2 separate regions of the Homo sapiens genome follow, and region 1 is linked to region 2. A link is a loop called in an ENCODE intact Hi-C map of the cell type or tissue named here. Cell type or tissue: heart right ventricle. All regions are shown on one strand.

Region 1 (2,500 bases), 170 kb after region 2:
CCACTCTCTCTGTTAATAAGGAAGGTTAGCAAATGTTAGAAAGGTGTTAAAGACATATATTAGCCCCTAACTGAGACATTCTCCTTGAAGTGATGAGCTGCACAGAAAGAGAACTGCAAAGGGAATAAACAGCTTTCTCTCCGGGGATCAGTTTCGGGGAATGCTGTGTCCCGTCCTCTTACCACCAAATGTCATCTCCCCCGGTTACAATTTCGGAATCACTGCGCCAATTCATCCAATTCCACCCGCCTCCCTTCCTCATCTGGAGCTCGGAGAATGAGCAAAGGGTTCCCGCAGTGGGACAGTGTTCTGCCCCATGCTATGTTCATCTGTGGAAGAATCACCCCACACATCCCGAGGGGTCAACAACCCAGTACAGGTCACCATCCCAGTACAGGTCACCATCCCAACTCTCCAAAGAGCAAGTCCAAGGACAGGCCCTGCTCACCCTGGAGCAGAAGAATCACCTTGCAGGGCAGCACACACCACCCCCTGGGTTCAGCATGTCGCCAGCTGCCTGCACTTCCACACCTACCACTCCACTGGATCCTGTCAGCCCCATCAAGAAGGAACACAAGGCCGGGCGCCGTGGCTCACACCTGTAATCCCAGCACTTTGGGAGGCCGAGGCGGGCGGATCACAAGATCAGGAGTTCAAGACCAGCCTGACCAACATGGTGAAACCCCACCTCTACTAAAAATACAAAAAATTAGCTGGATGCAGTGGTGGGCGCCTGTAATCGCAGTTACTCAGGAGGCTGAGGCAGGAGAATTGCTTGAACCTGGGAGGCGGAGGTTGCAGTGAGCCGAGATCGCACCACCGCACTCCAGCCTGGGTGATAAGGCGAGACTCTGTCTCAAAAAAAAAAAAAAAAAAAAGGAAAAAAGAAAGAACATGAACATCATACTCCTTTCCAGATGAGTAAACCGAAACCTAGAAAGGCTAACTCTTCTGTCCAGGATCACACAGCCACTAAGAAGCAGGGCTGAGACCGGGTGCGGTGGCTCACCCCTGTAATCCCAGCACTTTGGGAGGCCAAGGCAGACAGATCACAAGGTCAGGGGATCGAGACCATCCTGGCTAACACGGCGAAACCCCGTCTCAGCTAAAAATACAAAAAAATAGCCGGACATGGTGGCAGGCACCTGTAGTCCCAGCTACTCAGGAGGCTGAGGCAGAAGAATGGCGTGAACCCGGGAGGCAGAGCTTGCAGTGAGCCAAGGTCACGCCACTGCACTCCAGCCTGGGCAACTGAGTGAGACTCCATCTCAAAAAAAAAAAAAAAAAGAAGCAGGGCTGACACCCTGACACAGATGGTCCTGTGGACACTGACTTCCGCCAAATCCAAAATGAAGAGGAATGGAGCCCCAGGAAACGAGGAGCTGACTCGGCCAGAGACTCCCGATGCCCATCACCAGACGAAGCGGAATATGCCTTTCTGCCTGCTCCGTGCCCAGGCCCCTTCCTCTAGCTGACAGTACCTTGATGCTCCCCTGGGGAGCACTCTGACACCACTGTTGGTTTTTGTGGTTTATACGGGGCTGCCCCTTTCTCAACCTACCCAGCCTGAGCTTTGGGGTAGGTACACGATGCAGGCTTGGCCAATTCAAATTCAAATTCATGCTTTTTTTTTTTTTTTTTCCAGAGACAGAGTCTTGCTCTGTCACCCAGGCTGGAGTGCAGTGGCGCAATCATAGCTTACTGCAGCCTCAACCTCCTGGGTGTAAGCAATCCTCCAGCCCCAGCCTCCTGGGTGTCTAGGACTACAGGTGTGCACCACCATGCTTAGTTAATTTTTTAATTTTTTGTAGTGACAGGGTCTCACCTTGTTGCCCACACTGGTCTTGAACTCCTGGCCTCAAGTGATCCTCCTGTCTTGGCATCCCAAAGTGCTGGGATGACAGGTGTGAGCCACCGTTACTGGCCTCAATTCATGTACTCTATTCACCAATCCACTACGATTGCTTCAGGAATGGGCACACACCTCGTCAGTCCAAACAGAGTGAACACCAAATTTTTACAGGTGCTATAGAAGGAAGCAGCTTAATCATACCTACTGAGATTTTCAAAGCTCACACTAGAGCTGCCAGTGGCTGCCTTATAACATGTGGGGAGAGGTGCCTGTGAATGAAATAAATGCAGGAATTAGAGCCAAGAGATAGGTACAAATAGATGGTCCGATGATGCTGTCTCACCCACCTGGATCTAGCTGGACCTGAAGCCAGTTTTTTGTTTGCTTGTTGTTTTGTTTTGTTTTGTTTTTGAGACTGAGTCTCGCTGTATCACCCAGGCTGGAGTGCAGTGACGTGATCTCAGCTCACTGCAACCTCCGCCTCCCAGGTCCAAGCGATTCTCGTACCTCAGCCTTTTGAGGAGCTGGGATTGCAGTTGCCCGCCACCATGCCCAGCTGATTTTTGTGTTTTTAAGAGAGATGGGGTCTCACCATGTTGGTCAGGATGATCTTGAACTCCTGACCTCAGGTGATCCGCCTGCCTTGGC
Region 2 (2,500 bases):
CTGTCACTCTCGGCTGTTGCCAGAAGGTCTTCAGCCACAGTGACAGGCAGGCAGAGCCGGGGCCATGGGGAGAACCCCTGAAAAGTCCCTTCCGACAGCGGATCATTTCTAGCCCAGGCCAAGCCCACTTGCAAATATCCCAACAAGGAAACCCGCTTCCCTGGTCCTGGGAAGCCACAGTGGCACTTCCACGACTGGAGCTCATTCCTGCCCAAGGCTCCTTGACCGGGGCTCAACATAAAAGCCCGTCTTTCAGCAGAAAAGCAACCCCAGTGTCAAACACCCTGACAAGTGGTCCTATGCTGGGCCAGACTGGCAGCATGAAAGAGGTGGGGAGAGACCCCAAGAAAGGAGGTTCCCCCCAAAACCTGCAAAAGGAGCTCCCTAATGTTCCCAGCCTGAATTTGGCTCCATCCCAACCATTGCTACTCAAGCACTGAGACCTGGCATCGTGGATGCGAGAGGGGCAGAAGGAAGAGTGTCCTACCTTCTGGAAAACGGGGGGACTGGGCAGAGGTGGACCAAAGGTGGGCACATCTTCCCGCGCAGTGACAGAGACCTGAGTGAAACAGAGTCATGGTACGGACCTGGAGGGAAGAGACGAGCGCTGCCCCTACGGGAGCCACGCTCCTTACAAAGCTACTCACCTTCTCCCTCCTCCTCTTCCCAGAACACAAACAAAATACTCCTGTGAGCATCGCCAGCACAGGCCCTGACCCTGTTCCTAGAAGTGGGGCCGGACGGTGTGGGGCCATCCGCAGCCTCTCATCTGCATTCCTGGAGGCCAGAAGCAGGTTTGGCAAGATGACTGGACAGGGCTGGGACCCTAATTTTAATGCCATACAAGTGCCCGGGAGATGGCATCTCGTGACCTCATTCGACCGTGACGCTAATCCTACTGAGAAGGCACAGGGAGAACTGTTCTCCCTGATGAGGAAACAGATGCCCAGAGACACACAGAGAAGCCCCCAAGTCCCACAGGTGATTAGCCGCAGAGGAACAGAGCATCCAGACCTCTCCCGACCCGTCTCTGGGGTTCTCTTCCCAAGCCTGACTCCTCAGCTCGGCCATAAATCAGAATTGCTTCAAAATTGCTTCAGGTGTTTAAAAATACAGACTGGGTTCATGGGCTCTGGCCTAAACCTGCCGAATCGGAAGGGTAGGGCCCCCCGGAAACTCTCGTGCAGCCGGTGGACCCGTGTTCGGGAGCCCTGGCCCCACACACGGGGTCAGCCAGTCCTAGGCCCAGGCTAGGAACTGAGGGTGGGGCGCGCACCTCTGGCACCCTGAGTGAGACTGAGCTTTAGAGTGACGGCCTCGAGGTTCGCTGCATGGGGGTCGCCCAGGCGTGGGACGGGCCCCACACCCCGCCTTCCCTCTGCACAGAGGTGCCCTGACTTCACCTATTCTCAGCCCACGAGGCTGTGAGGCTCTCGGGAGACTGCCCTCCCTTCCCTACACAGCCGCTGACGTGAGCCCAGCCCTGGCGTGCTGCCAGCCTCCCCGGCCTGTGAAGTGGAGCAGATGCAGAGTCTGCCAGGCCGGGTGAGCAGGCAGCTGGGCACCGAGCCAAGGAAAGGCCCTGCCAGAGTCCGGAGGGGAAACGGAGCGGGAGAGAGCTGGTCAATACGGGCTTTCTCTTCTCAAGCTCCAGGCTGTCTGCCCAGCCCAAACTGCAGTGCCCCGAGTCAGGAAATGGTGCGCGTTCGGCTGACGTGATTTCTGGCTGGGCTCCAGCAGCTGAACCCGGTTCCCTACCACCACCCACCAGGCACCGGTGGCCCAGGTCAAGAATTCAGTCACAGAGCCAGAATCAGGGGTGGGGGTGTGGGAAGGCTATGGGGAGACTGCAGACCGTGGGCACCTGGGACAGAGGCCAGAGGGCAGCCCCAGCTCTGCCCTTCCCACCCCACTCCCCCTCCTCCTCCAGCCTGCATTAGAGTGGTCTGTGCCGACCGTGTAAGTGGCTTCAGACACATCCTCAAGTCCATCCAACCCTCCAGCTGGACAGTCCCACAGCAGAGCCCTGTGGGCCACACGGAGGACAGGGCCCTTCCTTGCGACGTGCGTTCACCTTCCATCCTCATTGTGCGCCTCTCTTGACCCCATTCCAACCAGGCGGCCAGGCCTTTGTTGTTCCCCCCTCTTGGGGACATCTGGGTCACTGGACTGAAAGCAGAAGTTGCCTGAACACAGCCCCACCTTCCTGTTTTCTAAATGCAGCGAGGGCCTCCAGCGAGGGCTTGGAGGGAGGGAGAGAGGCAGATGCAGGTGACTCTGGGGAAGGGACCTGCATGGCTGGAAGGAGGAAGGAGCTTGGTGTGGGTCATGAGGATGCACTGGGAACCTCAGAAAGCTTCAAACGTGACAAAGGCCCCACGCCCAAGAGTGGCCTGGGAGCCGCGGTGGCACACAGAGCATCGTCCGAGCAACAGACAAGTCGTGACGGGAAACGGGGAGGGGGCTACAAAGACAGGGCCCTCCCCGGCGGTGGGCTTCA

What was found. Hi-C counts contacts between places; a loop is a spot of excess contacts. Peaks named below come from ENCODE experiments on the same cell type or tissue, not always from the same donor. Only the 100,000 strongest peaks of a DNase experiment are listed, where the experiment ranks them.
Region 1: it touches region 2 in a loop (5-fold over the local background); 104 of 110 quality-filtered maps call a loop at or near these places.

What each region holds. Positions count from the first base shown.
Region 1 is chr17:2,836,395-2,838,894 of GRCh38, reverse strand. The region is part of intron 2 of RAP1GAP2 (RAP1 GTPase activating protein 2); the gene reads right to left. Among named protein-coding and RNA genes, the nearest start is that of RAP1GAP2, 41 kb to the right of the region's middle. In heart right ventricle, no CTCF peak of the experiment used is centred here; no DNase peak of the experiment used is centred here.
Region 2 is chr17:3,003,428-3,005,927 of GRCh38, reverse strand. RAP1GAP2 (RAP1 GTPase activating protein 2) reads right to left here. Exons shown (of 25, transcript NM_015085.5): 15 at 488-559. Among named protein-coding and RNA genes, the nearest start is that of RAP1GAP2-AS1, 39 kb to the right of the region's middle. RefSeq lists enhancers at 1,960-2,009, 2,180-2,309. In heart right ventricle, no CTCF peak of the experiment used is centred here; DNase peaks (open chromatin) are centred at 851, 1,547 and 2,267; H3K4me3 peaks cover 930 bases; H3K27ac peaks cover 2,019 bases.